Linked DNA regions of Mus musculus: region 1 is linked to region 2. Evidence: chromatin loops called from intact Hi-C (ENCODE). Cell type or tissue: heart. All regions are shown on one strand. Each heading gives the region's core, and the rest is flanking DNA. Links, peaks and the distances in the headings are about the cores only.

Region 1 (7,691 bases), core at 1,525-6,524, 610 kb after region 2:
AAACTTAAATTAAAGAGAAATTTTCTTTTTCTAGAGTTCTTTTCATCACAATGTCACATCTTTGATGAAGGCAACAAGATCTGTATCTACTTACTTCTTTAGACTCTCACAAACTGCAACAAAATGCACCTGTCCTCCAAACACAGAATTTATTATGACTTACATTATTCTCCTGAGTCTGAAAAAAAAAATCCCTGAGTAGTCATGTCTCTACTTTCTTACAGGGAATAGAGAAAAGTCACAGAGGGACAAAAGGGCCTAGGAGAAGGAAGGTCATGAGTAGAAAATTCTCAGAATGAGTCTGGAAGAAAGCAGGGGCAAAGCAAGGGTGAGATGAAGACCCTGCTCAAACCAGCGAGAACCATTTGTCCTCTTATCCTTGGAGCATGAGGTATTTCTGCCAAGTGCCAAACTGCACCTCTTTGACAAGTTCCTGGCCTTTTCTAACAAGAACTGACCACATAAGTGAGGTGAGGAGTTGAGGCTGCAGGCTTGGATGAACATAAAATGTGTCCTGCAAGTCTGTGCAAGGCCCTGTTTTGCCATTCTGAGAACAGAACTGTGGCCATGAAGTCCATTCTGGCAGAGGGTGCGAGGGTGCGAGTGTGTGTGTGTGTGTGTGTGTGTGTGTGTGTGTGTGTGTGTGTGTGCGTGCGTGCGATCTGTTCAGCTGCTATTTACTCTAAGAAATGCTTTACACTGAAACAATTGTTGCGGACTTCTGGAGATTTTATTCTCATGGGTTATATCTATTAATGTTTTTCCATTAAAATTTCAAACTAGAAAATTTTGATCACATTAGACACACAGAAAGAACAGCTGTCAATCACAGTTTTTACTTTGTATAGCATAAATAGAATTAAGCTAAAATAGAGTAGTAGGTAAGTAGCTCCACTAGCTGTTTGATAGCAAAGGCACCTCTAGCACCACCAGGTGGTAACTTCTGGTATGGCAAGATTAGAGCCATCTGATATGTTTAAAAAGGAGCACAAGACTAATAGAGGCACACATGATGACAAGATTAACATTCTTAACTATGAGAGGTTGCATAAGTTTTCTTCTGGACCCTTGGTAAGGGGAAGGAAAAGACAAAGTATCCATCCATAGAAGTTGCTGGAGAACTAAAGCCTGTAGTAGCTTAAGTGGAAAGGTCTAGCCATAGGAAACCCTAAAACAATAAAGAATCCCCTCTACCACGTCCTTGCAGATCATGTTTTCTTAGCTTCTTTCATGGCCTCTGCATCCCCAGACTTTACCCAAATTGATCAAATTCATGTTATATTTCAACTCAACCTAAGCATCAGTAACTACCTCTACTCCCACCTACACTGTCCTGGACTGGGTATCTAGTCTCTAGTATATGTTCAGTGACGGTAAATGAACTTCACTTGATTCTAGAGGTCAAAGATGCCTGTGTTAACATAGATAATGTTTTCATCATGTGTACCTAAAGTGCATGAAAGATCTAGTTTCCTAGCTTTACAATCTCTGAAGACAGTTTATTAGTGATGGATGAACATTTCACCAAATCCTTTCTTCTTGTCTCCTACCAGACAGCAAAGAGAATCTGCCTCTACCCACACTCCCTCCCCCAACTTCTTCAGAGAAAGAGACATGAGACAAGTGCAAAATTTAGAGTCCTTCCCAGAGCATGCTGCAACCTTTCTATGGCTCTGCAAGCCCTTCAGGCATACTAGAGCCCCCTCACCCAGCCTGGGCTCTGACACATTGGATAATTATTAGAAATAAGGAAAATGAAGGCCTAAGTCACAGCATGATTCCCTCAGACGTGAGCCAGAGCTTTATATAGCCCCATCCCCCTCTGCATCATTGCATTGTCCTGATGGTCTCAACCTGGATAGCAAATGCTTAGAGAGTAGGGATGTTTAATCCTGACTCTTAACCAGCTCAAAATGTCATTCATTAACACACACAAGCCCCCCCCCCCCCAGAAGAAATAGCTCAGATTTTAAAGTAAGCAGATATAGGTTAAATGAAGAAATTTGTAAATATGTCTAGATGAAAAAACAAATAGTCTGCATAATCAAAAGAGGTCAAAAAGAGAGAAAGTGTGTGTGTGTGTGTGTGTGTGTGTGTGTGTGTGTGTGTGTGTGTGTGTTTTCTACATCCAGCAAACAAAATGTTAGAAGCAAAACAAATACAGTTGTCATCAGAATTCTACTTCGATGAGGATTGGTAATTAATTTTTAATTGTGTGGTATGCTGCATAATAAATACATCCCAAAAATGTCCCACCCTAATCCCTGGAACTTTTGAACATGTTACCATTACATTTCAGTTAAAGGTTCTGAGATTTGAACACTGAGTGCATTTGACTACATAAATGGGATCATGCAGTATATGTTTTACCAAAATCCACACAGATTTGGAGATAACAGAATATTCTTCTTCCAAAGGCTGAATGGTATTCTGTTGTGTATAGTTATCACATTTCTCAAATCCACTCATCTAACAGTAGCCATTTAGGCTGATTCCTGATCTGTTGTTGTTGTTGTTGTTCCTGCTGCTGTTATCTACTTACTTTATTTACATCCTGATCCACCTTTCCCTCCTTCTTCTCTTCCCAGTTTCTCCCTCTTGCTGCCCCCCTCCTCCCTCCACGCACTTCTTCCTTTTTCAAAAGAGAAGTGATCTGCTGTGGATATCAACCAGCCTTGGCATATCAAATTACAGTAAGACTAAGCATCTTTTTCTACTGAGGATAGATGAGGCAGCCCAGTTAGGGAAAGTGATCCAAAGGCAGACAATATAGTCAGAGTCAGCCCCTGCTCCTGCTGTTAGGAGTCCCATATAAAACCAAGCTGCACAACTGTTAAATGTGTATAGAAGTCTAGGTCATATGTATGCTATCTGGTTAGCCATTCACACTCCATGAGCCTCTATGGGCCCAGTTTATTGATTCTGTAGGTTTTCTTGTTGTGTCCTTGACCTCTCTGGCTCCTTCAATCCTTCCTCCCCCTCTTCCATAGACATCTCCAAGCTCCATTTTAATGTTTGGCTGTGGGTCTTTGCATGTGTTTTCATTAGTTGCTGGGTGAAGCTTCTCTGATGATAGTTATGTTAGACTCCTGTTTGCAAGTATAGTAGAATATCATTTACAGTGTCCAGATGGGCTCCTTCCCATGGCATGGGTTTCAAGCTTGGCCAGCCATTAGTTGGCCCTTCCCATAACTTCTGCTTCACTTTTTACCCCTGCACATTTTTTAGGCAGGGCAACGTGTGAGTGTAAGGTTTTGTGGCTGTATTGGTGTCCCAATCCTTCCACTGGAAGTCTTGCCTGGTACAGGAGATGACTGGTTTATAACCCCCATTGCTAGCTAGGGTTACCATCATAGATTCCTGTAAGTTTCCATTGTCATAGGTTTCCCTAGGAAATCGCCCTCTCCCAATCCAGTTGTTTCTCCAAGTACTCTCTCCCTACTTCCTCCCCCGACTTCATCTCTCCCATTACAATTAAACAGGTGAGAGAAATGAACAAAACTGTTTACAACCTGAAAACGGAAATGAAAGCACTGAAGAAAGCACAAACTGTTTCTACATCTTAGCTACTGTTTGATAGGTAGAGCGAGTGGCTATTATCTGAACCTGTGCTGCCATCTGGTGGCCATTAAGAAAACAACATTTGGGGCTGGAGAGATAGCTCAACTGTTCAGAGTGTGTACTGCTCTTCCAGAGGAAACCTATTTGATTCTCAAGATGACGTCAGATTTTTCCGAGGGATCTGAAGCTTCTTGTTTCTGTAGGCAGCTTCGTGTATGTGCATCTACCTACACAGAGACATGCACATACATAATATAGAAATGAAAGTAAATGTTTCAGCCTCCTCTAATTTTATGGTGGACTTATGAAGTAAACGTAATCCAGAAAATAGTAAGAACCATTTGAAGTCATCTAAACACATCTCCAGATGCTAATACTCCAATACTAAACACAGTGAGGAAAACGTATCCTGTTACTCATCTTCCTTCCACACACAAAGATTTTCTTTTCTCCTCTGTGCTGAGCTTCCAGCAATTATTCCAAATACACTGAATAATCTTCCCTCCATGTCTGCTCCCTGTCTTAAGGGACATGGTGCAGTCAGCTTGTGCCCTTCGCTGGACTCACAGAGCACAGCAACATGAGCTTAGCAGAAAACCTTGGAAAGTGGCCTAAGGCAGATTGTGAGTCATGGCAGGGAAGGGAAGGACTCCCCCCTTGAAGAATGATTCCATTTACCCACCAAAGCCTCCTTCACATAGCCCTTACCTAGGTGCTTCCCTTTCAGGTCCTAGTAACAGTTTCTCCCTTGTTCTTGGAGCTCTTAGTAGATGGGAAAATGTGTGTTTGTTGTAAGAAGTAGAAATTTATGGTAAGGAAAATTGAGCTCCTAGGTAGGGGAGACATTGGAAGTTCCTTTCTGTTTGGGACTCTGGAGCAGATGAAGCTCTTTCCAAGACAGATCCATGGTGACTGTAGATTCCAAGGTTCAGAGTGCTGCCTTGCCTTGTTGTTGTTAGCCTGATACAAATATCTTAATGATAACTTCTGGCGCTTAGAGAAGACCCATGCCCACCTGGAATCAGCTGTCACTCTTTAGACAATTCATTTAATTCTTATCTCATCTTCCATATCTATCCTCAAAGAATCATTAAAACATCTCAAATTTGAGGCCCCAAGTTGGCAATAAAGAGGCTAAAAAAAGTCCCTCCTCTGGAGCAAGGGCTCTGTGTGAGAAAGGAGATGCTTTGCGAGGGTATGCTGGGTAGCCTAGAGAAAGCATCTCTTAACCATAGCAGGAGGTGAGGGGGAAGAGAGGGGAATTCTGCATGAAAAACAGATTTTTAAACTATAAAGAGGGTGTAAAAATAGATACCATTTAGTTGAAAGGGCAAAGAGGAAGGCTGTTTCAGTTAGAGAGAATGACTCAAAGCTGTTTAAATGTTTGATTGATGCTATGATTTTACTATTGAGAGTAGCATGCTAGGTTAGGCACTGGGCACTGGGGAATCAAAGATAAAAAAAAAGTGAATTAGTTCTCTAGACCATCAAGTGATGGAAATAGATTGAGAATTCTCTAACTGCAATATGGTGATTAAAAAAAAATATCTCAGAGTGCACCAGGCCTTATAGTCCAGACCAGGACACTATGCCCAGCAAGTTTAAAGCTATCCTAAGTAACTTAATACCCTCTCACAAAACAAAAAAGAGAGCTGGGAGTACAACTCAGCAGTAGAACACTGACCTACCCTGTGTGAAGCCCAAGGTTTAATCTCTATTACAATATAGATAATAGATAGATAGATAGATAGATAGATAGATAGATAGATAGATAGATGATAGATCCAAATGATCAGGCTGGTTGCTTTAACTAGCAGCTTGGATCAGATAAATGTTTAAGGTAACTTGTTTATGAACTTCAAGTTAGGGATGGAAGAAGCTGAACATGTCTGGCAGAAAATAAAGTGTAGTTTCCAAAAAAACAATCCAGTAAATTTTGGGAACTGCAAGTAGTCTAATCCCAGGAATGATAAGAAAAGTAGAAAACTAGTCTGAATCTTTGGGCCATATTAATAAGGCTTGAATCATCAAGTTTTGTAGTAATATTAAGCATTCATTTTATTAGAAATCCATCATAACCATATAACAAAGCATAAAATTGGGGTAAGGAGGCAAGGAGATCTATGACAATGATGCTGGGTCAAACATAGTCCAACAGGTAATAGGACTGACTAAGGTAGATGTATACTTCACAAACACTGGTCAAGAGCCTGTGACTTAAGAAATGTCTGGAAAATCCTAAGGGCACAGGTGCTATGGACGGAGCCAGCATGCTGCATTAGACCAATAAAAACTGATACAGCAGTTTTATTGGATAAGGTATTGTTTGGAGTTTGGGGCTCACAATAAAGAACATGTTAGGAAAGACCAGGTAGAAGAATTCTGATTTTGTTGAATCAGTTTGAGAGGATGAGAGAGGAAAGAGTACATGTGTGGGACTTCTTTGGCTTTGTTGCAGTGAGATACAGAATGAGATGAACTGCAAGAGTATGAGGGGCAAAGAGACTGGAAGTGGGAAGTCTTCTCAGAGAAGGATGATCTCAGAAAGAATAGAAGACAAGGCTAGAGAAGCAGGACCCTATCCAGGTCATGGGGCACAGAAGAGAAAGGGCTGGGAAAAAAAAGCCACAGCAGCCTCAAATATCATAGTGAAATCAAACGATAAATACAGTACAAGCGCTACAGAGGTATCATAGACCTTCCTTCCCCCTTCCTCCATACAATGAGCATAAAACATCACTAACAGTAATTGAAGAAAGAAAGACAGACACACGCAGCTGTTGTGCAGGCAAACACAGCTCACAGAGGATCCCACAAGTCACATATGAGTCACGGGGAAAGGAAAACTGGTGATAGCTTTGATTAAACTCGTGTCCAAGAGGTCCTCTGAGGGTGTGAGGATGAGGTGGTCTGATCCAACAGAAGAAGCTAGAGAAGAACCTGTTAAATGCCTGTAGGGGAGGGAGACAGAGGGAGAGGAGAGGGAGAGAGGGGGAGAAGAGAGAGAGAGAGAGAGAGAGAGAGAGAGAGAGAGAGAGAGAGAGAGAGAGAGAGAAGAAGAAGAAGAAGAAGAAGAAGAAGAAGAAGAAGAAGAAGAAGAAGAAGAAGAAGAAGAAGAAGCAGCAGCAGCAGCAGCAGCAGCAGCCGAAGCCTTTGCTAGTGTTAAAAATTCCAGGGCTGGAGACATGGTTCAAAGGTTAAAAGCACTGTCTGCTTTTCCAGAGGTCCTGAGCTCAATTCTCAACAATGTATCACATAACCATCTATAGTGCAATCGGGTGCCCTCTACTGGCCTGCAGACATGCACACAGGCAGAATGCTGTATACAAATAAATAAATCTAAAATCTAAAACCAACCAACCAAACAAACAAACAAATACCCTCCAGTTAAGCAATAGAAGGGAAGGGGGCCCCTAAAGGGAACAATCTATTTCTTGCTCTTAGTGCTGGGACTCCAAGTGGCTTTAACGTGTGTGGGCCTGTGCATGCTGCCACATGTGTCTTTGTGAGTTTATGGGCATATCATTCCTATCTATCTGGAAGAGACTTTTTCCTTGGAGTCATCACAAGCTCTGCTTTTTATTCATGGATTCAAGGGAAGCTGAGTTGGGGCTGGTAGCGTGGCCTGTTCCAGGAAGATTGGGGCCGGGGGTGTGGGGTGTGGGGCAGCAAAGCTACACGCAACACATCTGTATCATACTTCCTTCTCCCAAGGCTCAGTGAATATTACAGAAGAGGTGCAGGAAGAGTAGAAAAGAGGGGGAGGACTAGAAAAATAACATCTTCAGGACATAGCAGGGCTGTTGCACTCATTAATTCAATAAGCTATGGCTTTGTGTACAACACCTGTACAAGATCAAGTCAGTTGATGTCTCCGCACAATGAGGGGAAGTTCATAAGCCCCACCCCTAGATGAGGAGATTTGGTCAGTTGGGGTGAAGGACATGGAAGAGGGATCCAGGGGGACTTGGAAAGAGCATCCCAAGAGAACATGATCAGAATATATTGTATACATGTATGAAATTCTCAAAGAATAAAGTAAAATGTAAACAGAAAGACTTAGTTGTAAAACTCTAAAAGGTAGTCCTAGTTATCATTGCCAATTATTGTAATCTTCATGGCCTTCTGGT
Region 2 (7,691 bases), core at 1,171-6,170:
TGTGTTCAACTAAGGATTATAAGAAAAAACGTAATCCCCCCAAAGTTCAAGGAATTCATCTTGATTATATTAAACATCATAGATTAAAAGAAATAAAGGTGTCATCAAACTACATTATTAAGGCACCTAAAGTTGCAATGAACATTTTATTGAAAATCATAAATAAAGAGCCAAAAATCACATCATTTACCTAAGAACAAATTTGAGAGCAGATGAAAAAATATTTCAGATTAACTAGCATAAGAGGGTAATGTCATAAAGGTCTTTATTTCTCTTAAATGACATTCAGTCTTGAACAAGTCTTTGCTAATGTGTTTGTTGTATTTCTTCTTGGGAGTGCATATGGCTCATTAGCTCTTTTGTCTCATACTCGGGAGTAGACTGTCAATACATCATAGCATATGACTGTTCCTGTATTTTTATAGGTTATCCACATCATTATTTCCACAACATACTAACCCTTTTCCTAACTTCTTAGTAATGTGCCATCTGACATTACCAGTAATCACATTGTGTTTCCATGAGACATATGTGGTGGCTTCTACAGATCAATCAATATTGAAAAATAAAAGACTAGTGTATCATATTCCTAAAGGAGAATTAGATGTAAATTCATGAGATGTCTACTATAAAAGAATTTTCTGAGACAAAGGCAAAGAAAACCACAAAAATAAAGAAACATATTCTCTGTGGTAATAACTACTGCTTCATTATTATTAAGTTATATTAGTTTGCTCAATTTTGGGTTTCCTTGGGAATTTTTCATACAAATTATTTATTCCACATCTCCATCTTTTTTAAATTATAATTTATGCTTTTTTACTTATTTACTTTATGCCCTGGTCACTGACACTCCATTTCAGCCCCCACACAATACTTTCTCCATCCCTCCTACCCTTCCCTTCTGAGAGGGCGGAGGCTTCTGTGTATCTCTCCCACCCTGGCACCTTAAGTCTTTGCAAGTAAGTCTAGGTGCCTCCTCTCCCACTGAGGCCATAAAAAGTGACACAGTTAGAAGAATATATCTCACATACAGTAAAGAACAGTATACAGTAAGGATAGCCCCTGTTCTAGTTGTTCAGAACCCACAGGGAGACCAAGCTGGACATTGGCTACTATCTGCAGGAAGGCCTAGGACCAGCCTCTGTATGTTATTTGCTTGGTGGTTCAGTCTCTCAGAGCCTCAAAGGTTAGTTGATTCTATTAGTCTTTCTATGGATTTCCTGTATCCCTGGTGGCCTGCTATCCTTCTTCCTATTCATCCATGAGTCCCCAGTCTCCATGCACTGTCTCGCTGTGGCTGCCTGAGTCAGCTGCTTTTAAATACTGTGTAAGAGGCAAATGTTTTATATTTTAATTGTATGTTTGAGCCTGTTTGTGTGTATTTGTATTTTATTTGGTCAGTGTGTACAGATATCTGTGTTTGTGTGTGTATATTTGTAAAAATTCAGTTAAGAAGAGGGTTTTACATGCCATGAATCTAGAGCTACAATTGGTACTGAGCTGCCTCACTTAGATGCTAGGAGTTAATCTTAGTTCCTCTTCAGTGTAGATTCTCCATTGATAAGGCATCTCTCAATTGATGTGTTTAAAGACCATATTACCCACTGCACATTTAGCAATTTGCACACATGTCAGTTGAAAACCATATAAGAGGATGCTCTTTTGTTAGACATTTTTATCCATGTCTTGAAATTTCATTGATTTTTCATATATTTTCATAAATATTATCCTTAATATTTCATGGTAATGGTTTAAATGGAAAATAATACTGACTAAATAGACTTTCAGAATGATACCTGAACATGTCTTGGTGCTCACCAGATCCATCATGTAGGGTTTACTGTTTTTGATTTCTAGAATGTACCCACATAGGCACAGCTGTGAAAGAACCTGGATGGAAGGAGACATGCAAACATTTCAATATTTTGTTTTTTTTTCTTTTTTCTTTTTTTTCATTTCATTTCTTTTTTTTTCTTTTTTTTTTAAGCTTAGCATGGGTTACCTACTGCAGATATCACTGTAAGAGCCAGCAGAAAAGGAGCATGATGAAGAAATGAGTGGTTCCACACATGAAATGCACTCACTGATAAGTGGATATTAGGCCAGAAGCTGGGAATATCCAAGATACAATTTGCAAAACACATGAAACTCAAGAAGAAGGAAGACCAAAGTGTGAATACTTCGATTCTTCTTAGAAGGGGGAACAAAATACCCATGGAAGGAGTCACAAAGACAAAGTGTGAAGCAGAGACTAAAGGAATGAGCCTCCAGAGACTGCTCCACCTGGGGATATATCCCATAAACAACTACCAAAACCAGACACTATTGTGGATGCCAATAAGAGCTTGCTGACAGGAGCCTGATATAGCTGTCTCCTGAGAGGATCTGCCAGTGCCTGACAAATATATAAGTGGATGCTCACAGTCATCCATTGGGCAGAACACACAGTCCCCAATGCAGGAGCTAGAGAAAGTACCCAGGGAGCTGAATAGGTTTGTAGCCCCATAGTAGGAACAACAATATGAACTAACCAGTACCCCCCGGGCTCCCTGAGACTAAACAACCAAACAAAGAAAACACATGGTGGGACTCATGGCTCCAGCTGCATATGACCTAGTTAGTGTTCGGTGGGAGGAGAGGCCCTTGGTCCTGTGAATGTTATATGCCCCAGTATAGGGGAATGCCAGGGCCAAGAAGCAGGAGTGGCTGAGTTGTTGAGCATGGGGAGGGGGGAAGGGACAGGGGATTTTTGGAGGGGACACTAGGAAAAGGGGTAACATTTGAAATGTAAATAAAATATCTAATAAAAAAGAAATGAGTGGTAGATACTTATGTAGATACTCTGTAGGAATACCAGGTTTAAGGGTATATGAATTCACTTCCTCATTGCATGCCTGTCATGCCTTAAGATAGATGCAGCTAGCCTGCCCTCAAAGATGAAAGCTGATGAGGAATATCCTGTAATGATCTGTTAGAAAACCATGTGGGTGTCAGTAGGCATGGAATCCCATCTCCAGCCACTGTCTCACAGGCTGGGATAGAGCTCAGGCTCAGAATAAAAGGACCGATGGACAGGCTGCTTCCATCCATTCACTGGCTGACTGAGATACCCACAGATCTTGTGCTACCCTTCATCTTGGTAAGTGTTTACTGGAGCTAAGGGCAGAGACTGCACAGTGGAGCTGGACTAGAGCTGGATTGACTCTGGAATGATTTGTCCCTCTTGTGGCCACATTGATATATGATAAATAATGGTGAAATCTGAGGGATGAGGCAATGGTGTCTGTGACAGTAAGTAGCCACACCATTGATACTAAGAGAAACTGAAAAGCTCTGTATATTTTGGCACTGGAAAATACAATGTACCGTCAGTTTATAGGAATGCTTAGGATGGGATATATATCATAGATAATTGTGCGTCTAGTCAGGTTACCAAGGGTAATTTGGTTTCTGATGAAAATGTTTCCCCTTCCTGGCACTGAAGAAATAGAGCAAGGAAAGCCAACAGTGTCTCAGTTTGGCTTGGCAAAGAAAGAGCCCTGTTTCTGGGATCTGTTCACTCAACAGGACACCACCAGCGTGACACTGACCTTTCTACCCTTAGCTAGAGCAGATGGTAATGTGGATACATCTGACCTCTCATCTCACATCATGGGCACCAGTTCCTAGAAGGACTGAACAGGGTTTACCTATTGTTCTCTGAGTCTGAGCTTATTGCTAAATGTGCTAGAAGGTCCTTGGAAATACTGACCTTAAACTAAGATCTCCTTCAGGTTATGATTGTTCTCCCTTTAACAACTAGTTATCTCTGAAACAGTATGTATACTTGCATGTATAAAGACTAAGAATAGGGTGGGAAAGAAGGATCAGCAGTTAAGAGCACTGGCTTCCAGAGGTCCGAGTTCAATTCCTAGCAACCACAGGGTGGCTCACAGCTATCTGGCATAGGTTCCAATGCAGTCTTCTGGTGTGTGTCTGAAGACAGCTGCAGAGTACTCACATTAAGAAAAATAAATAAATTTTAAAAAATGACTAAGTATAGCACACCTATCTAACATTCAGCAGATATTTATTTAGTGCTGCTGGAGTGAGATAACTGTATTTCATGTGCATGGATTTCTGATATTTAAATACAAGATCAACAGGATGTTTCATTCTGACTATAGTATAAATGAAATGACTATGAATCTTGTTTCTATGATGATCACTAAGGCTTTTGTGGGGCCAGCATTGATCAGGTTATCACAGTGCCTGGTGTCTGACATATCCATGATTCTCTCACAGCTCCTGAACACTCACAGCTGAGATGTCCTGCCAGCAGAGCCAGCAGCAGTGCCAAGCCCCTGCCAAGTGCCCTCCCAAGTGCCAGACCCCAAAGTGCCCTCCAAAATGCCCCCCTAAATGCCCTCCCAAGTGCCCCCCTGTGTCTTCCTGCTGTAGCTTGGGTTCTGGTGGCTGCTGTGGCTCCAGCTCTGGGGGCTGCTGTGGCTCCAGCTCTGGGGGCTGCTGTAGCTCTGGTGGCTGCTGCAGTTCTGGGGGTGGAGGCTGCTGTCTGAGCCACCACAGACCCCACAGATCTCTTCGTCGCCATCGTCACAGCTCTGGGTGCTGTAGCAGTGGTGGCAACAGTGGCTGCTGTGGCAGCAGTGGTGGCAGCAGCGGCTGCTGTGGCAGCAGTGGCAGCAGTGGCTGCTGTGGCAGTAGCCAGCAGTCTGGGGGCTGCTGCTGACCTGGGTGAGGAAGACTTCAAACAAATGGTGCAGGAGGAGCACATGCTCAGAAGATTATCCATTGCCCGATGTCCTCTCCTCCTGCTTCCCTCCTTGTTCTGCCCTCTGAGTTGCTGAAATCTCCTGGGAAATGTTCTGCATTGTCCTCATGAAATGACAATGACCATTTTACCCTTTGTTATAAATTAAAAAAACCTTGACAACCATTCCTGACAAGACCATTGTTTTTCTTTTTCTTTTCTTGGCACACACTGCTTCTCATAAGGTAGTCATCTCTTCCTTCAAACAGACTGAGCAATTGTTTTCTTTTAGAATGTATTTCCTGTGATGTTATACTAACTGCTGTACTGCATCTGTATGAACTTCCTCTCTCTTTGTAATAGTAAATTTGGTGTGAAAATGTAGAAATAGCAATCCCTCCCCACATTTTTTATTAATTAATTAATTTATTTATTATTGATCATTCCTATAGTTTACATCTCAAGTGATATCCCACTTCCTAGTTACCCACTCCACCAACCCCCATCCCAAGATTTTCCACTCCCTGGTTACTCCTCCACCAATATCCTATGTCACATCATCCCTTGCCCTCTCCTTTGCCAATAGGAGAATGCTCCCCCATCCACCCCACCCTCTCCTGCCCCATGGCTCCAGCATTACCCTGTGCTGAGGCATCAAGCCTCCTCTGTACCAAGGTCCTCCCCTCACATTGCTGTCAGGCAAGGACATCCTCTGCTAAATATGTATCTGGAGCCATGGATCCCTCCAGGCACACTCCTTGTCTTGTGGTCTAAACTTTGGGAGAACTGGGTGGTCAGGCCAGTCTATGTTGTTCTTCCAGTGGGGTTGCAATCCCCTTCAGCTCCTCTAGACCTTCTGCCATCTCTCCCACCAGGGTCCCTGAGCTCAGTCTGATGGTTGGCTCCAAGCCTTCACATCTGCAGTTGGTCAGTTGCTTGTGTAACTCTCCAGTAACCACCACACTAGGTTCCTGTCAGCAAGACCCTCTTGACCACAGCACCGGTATTGGGTTTGATGTCTGCAAACATGATGGATCCCCAGGGGGGTGCCACCCCTGGCTGGACTGTCTATGCTGGGATCTTCCAGGCTATTTGAGGTCCATGTCCCCACTTTTAGGCATCTTGGCTAAGGTCACCTGCAGAGTCCAGAGAGCCTAACCCACCCCCAGGACTCCCAAATCCCCTCCTCTACCTCAGGAAGCTACATATTTCCATTCATTTTTCTTACCCTCCGGCCCTCTCTCTTGTCTCTTCCCTCACCTGATTGTCTCCCCTTATGCCCTTCTTCATTCCCTGTAACACCTAGATCTCTCACTCCTTATGTCTCCTATGACTATTTTGTCCCCCCTTTTAAGCTAGATTCAAGCACCCCCACTTGGGTCTTCCTTACTCTTTAAGTTTTTTGGGTCTGTGGGGTGTATCACAGCTATCCAATACTTTATGGTTAATATCCACTTACCGGTGAGTACATACCATGCTTCTCAATTTTGGGTCTGGTTACCTCAATGAGGATGATATTTTCTAGTCCCATTTATTTCTGGAAAATTCATGATGTCCTTTTTTATTTTTTTAATAGCCGAATAGTATTCCATTGTGTAAATGAACCACATTTTCTGAACCCATTCTTCAGTTGAGGGACATCTGGCTTGTTTCCAACTTCTAGGTATTACAAATAAAGCTGCTATGAACATTATGCAGCAGGAGTCATTGTGGTATGGTGGAACATCTTTTGGGTATATATCCAGAGTGATATTGCTGGGTTGTTAGGTAAAACTATTTTCAGTTTTCTGAGAAAACATGATATTGATTACCTGAGTAGTTGTTCAAGTTTGCAATCCCACCAGCAAGAGGAATGTTTCCCTTTCTCCACAACCTAGACAGCATGAGATTTTGATCTTAGCCATTCTGATTGTTGTAGGACAGAATCTCAGGGTCATTTTTATTTGCACTTCCCATATAACTAAAGATTTTGAACATTTCTCCTTTTTAATATTGGGTATATTAGTTATTTACATTTCAAATGTTATCCCCTTTCCTGACTTCCACTCCAGAAATCCCCTATCCTATTTCCCTTCCTCTTGCTTTTATGAGGGTGTGCCCCTACCCACCCACCCACTCCTGCTTCCCAGCCTTCACATTGCCATACATTGGAGCATCAAGCCTTCACAGGACCAAGGACCTCTTCTTCCATTAATGTTCAACAAGGCCATCCTCTGTACATGTATGGTTGGAGCCATGGGTCCCTCCACGTGTACTCAGTGGGTGGTGATATTGTTGTTCTTCCTATGGGGTTGCAAACCCTTTAAGGTCCTTCAGTCCATTCTCTAACTCCTCCATTGGGGACCCAATGATCAGTTCAACCTCAATTGTAATAAACAGAAGTCATGACAAAAAACTGCATGGTATTGGTACAGAGACAGGCAGGAAGATCAATGGAATAGAATTGAAGCCTCAGAAATTAACCCACACTTGATGTTTGACAAAGGAGCTAAAACAACCCATTGGGGGAAAATACAGCATTTTCAACAAATGGTGCTGGTTCAACTAGCAGTCAGCATGCAACAGAATGCACACTGATCGATTCTCATCTCCCTTTTTAAAGATCAAGGACCTCCACATAATATCAAATATACTAAAACTAATAGAAAAGAAAGTGGGGAAGAATCTTGAATACATGGGCACAGGGAAAAAGTTCCTGAACAGAACCTAAAAGATGCTCCAACATATAACAAGAACATTTCTCTAAGTGCTTCTTGACTCTGAGATTCCTCTCTAGATATTCCTTTATTTAGCACTGTACCACAGTTTTTAGTTGTTTTACTTCGTTTGTTGGAGTCTAACTTTTTGATTTGTTTTAATATTTTGGATATTAGCCCTCTGTTTTATGTTGGGTTGCTGAAAGTCTTTTCTGAATCTGTAAGCACCCATTTTGTCCTCA

The links. Hi-C counts contacts between places; a loop is a spot of excess contacts. Peaks named below come from ENCODE experiments on the same cell type or tissue, not always from the same donor. Only the 100,000 strongest peaks of a DNase experiment are listed, where the experiment ranks them.
Region 1: a loop joins it to region 2, with 4 times the contacts of the local background. A loop is called at or near these places in 8 of 42 quality-filtered maps.

The regions. Positions count from the first base shown.
Region 1 is chr3:92,146,759-92,154,449 of GRCm38, reverse strand. No RefSeq gene overlaps it. Among named protein-coding and RNA genes, the nearest start is that of Lelp1, 7.8 kb to the right of the region's middle. In heart, for the core only: a CTCF peak has its summit at 3,619 (motif pointing left); no DNase peak of the experiment used is centred there.
Region 2 is chr3:92,760,462-92,768,152 of GRCm38, reverse strand. Lce1h (late cornified envelope 1H) reads left to right here and starts at 3,088. Exons shown (of 2, transcript NM_026335.2): 1 at 3,088-3,142; 2 at 4,288-4,938. The coding sequence starts at 4,310. The coding sequence ends at 4,732. In heart, for the core only: no CTCF peak of the experiment used is centred there; no DNase peak of the experiment used is centred there.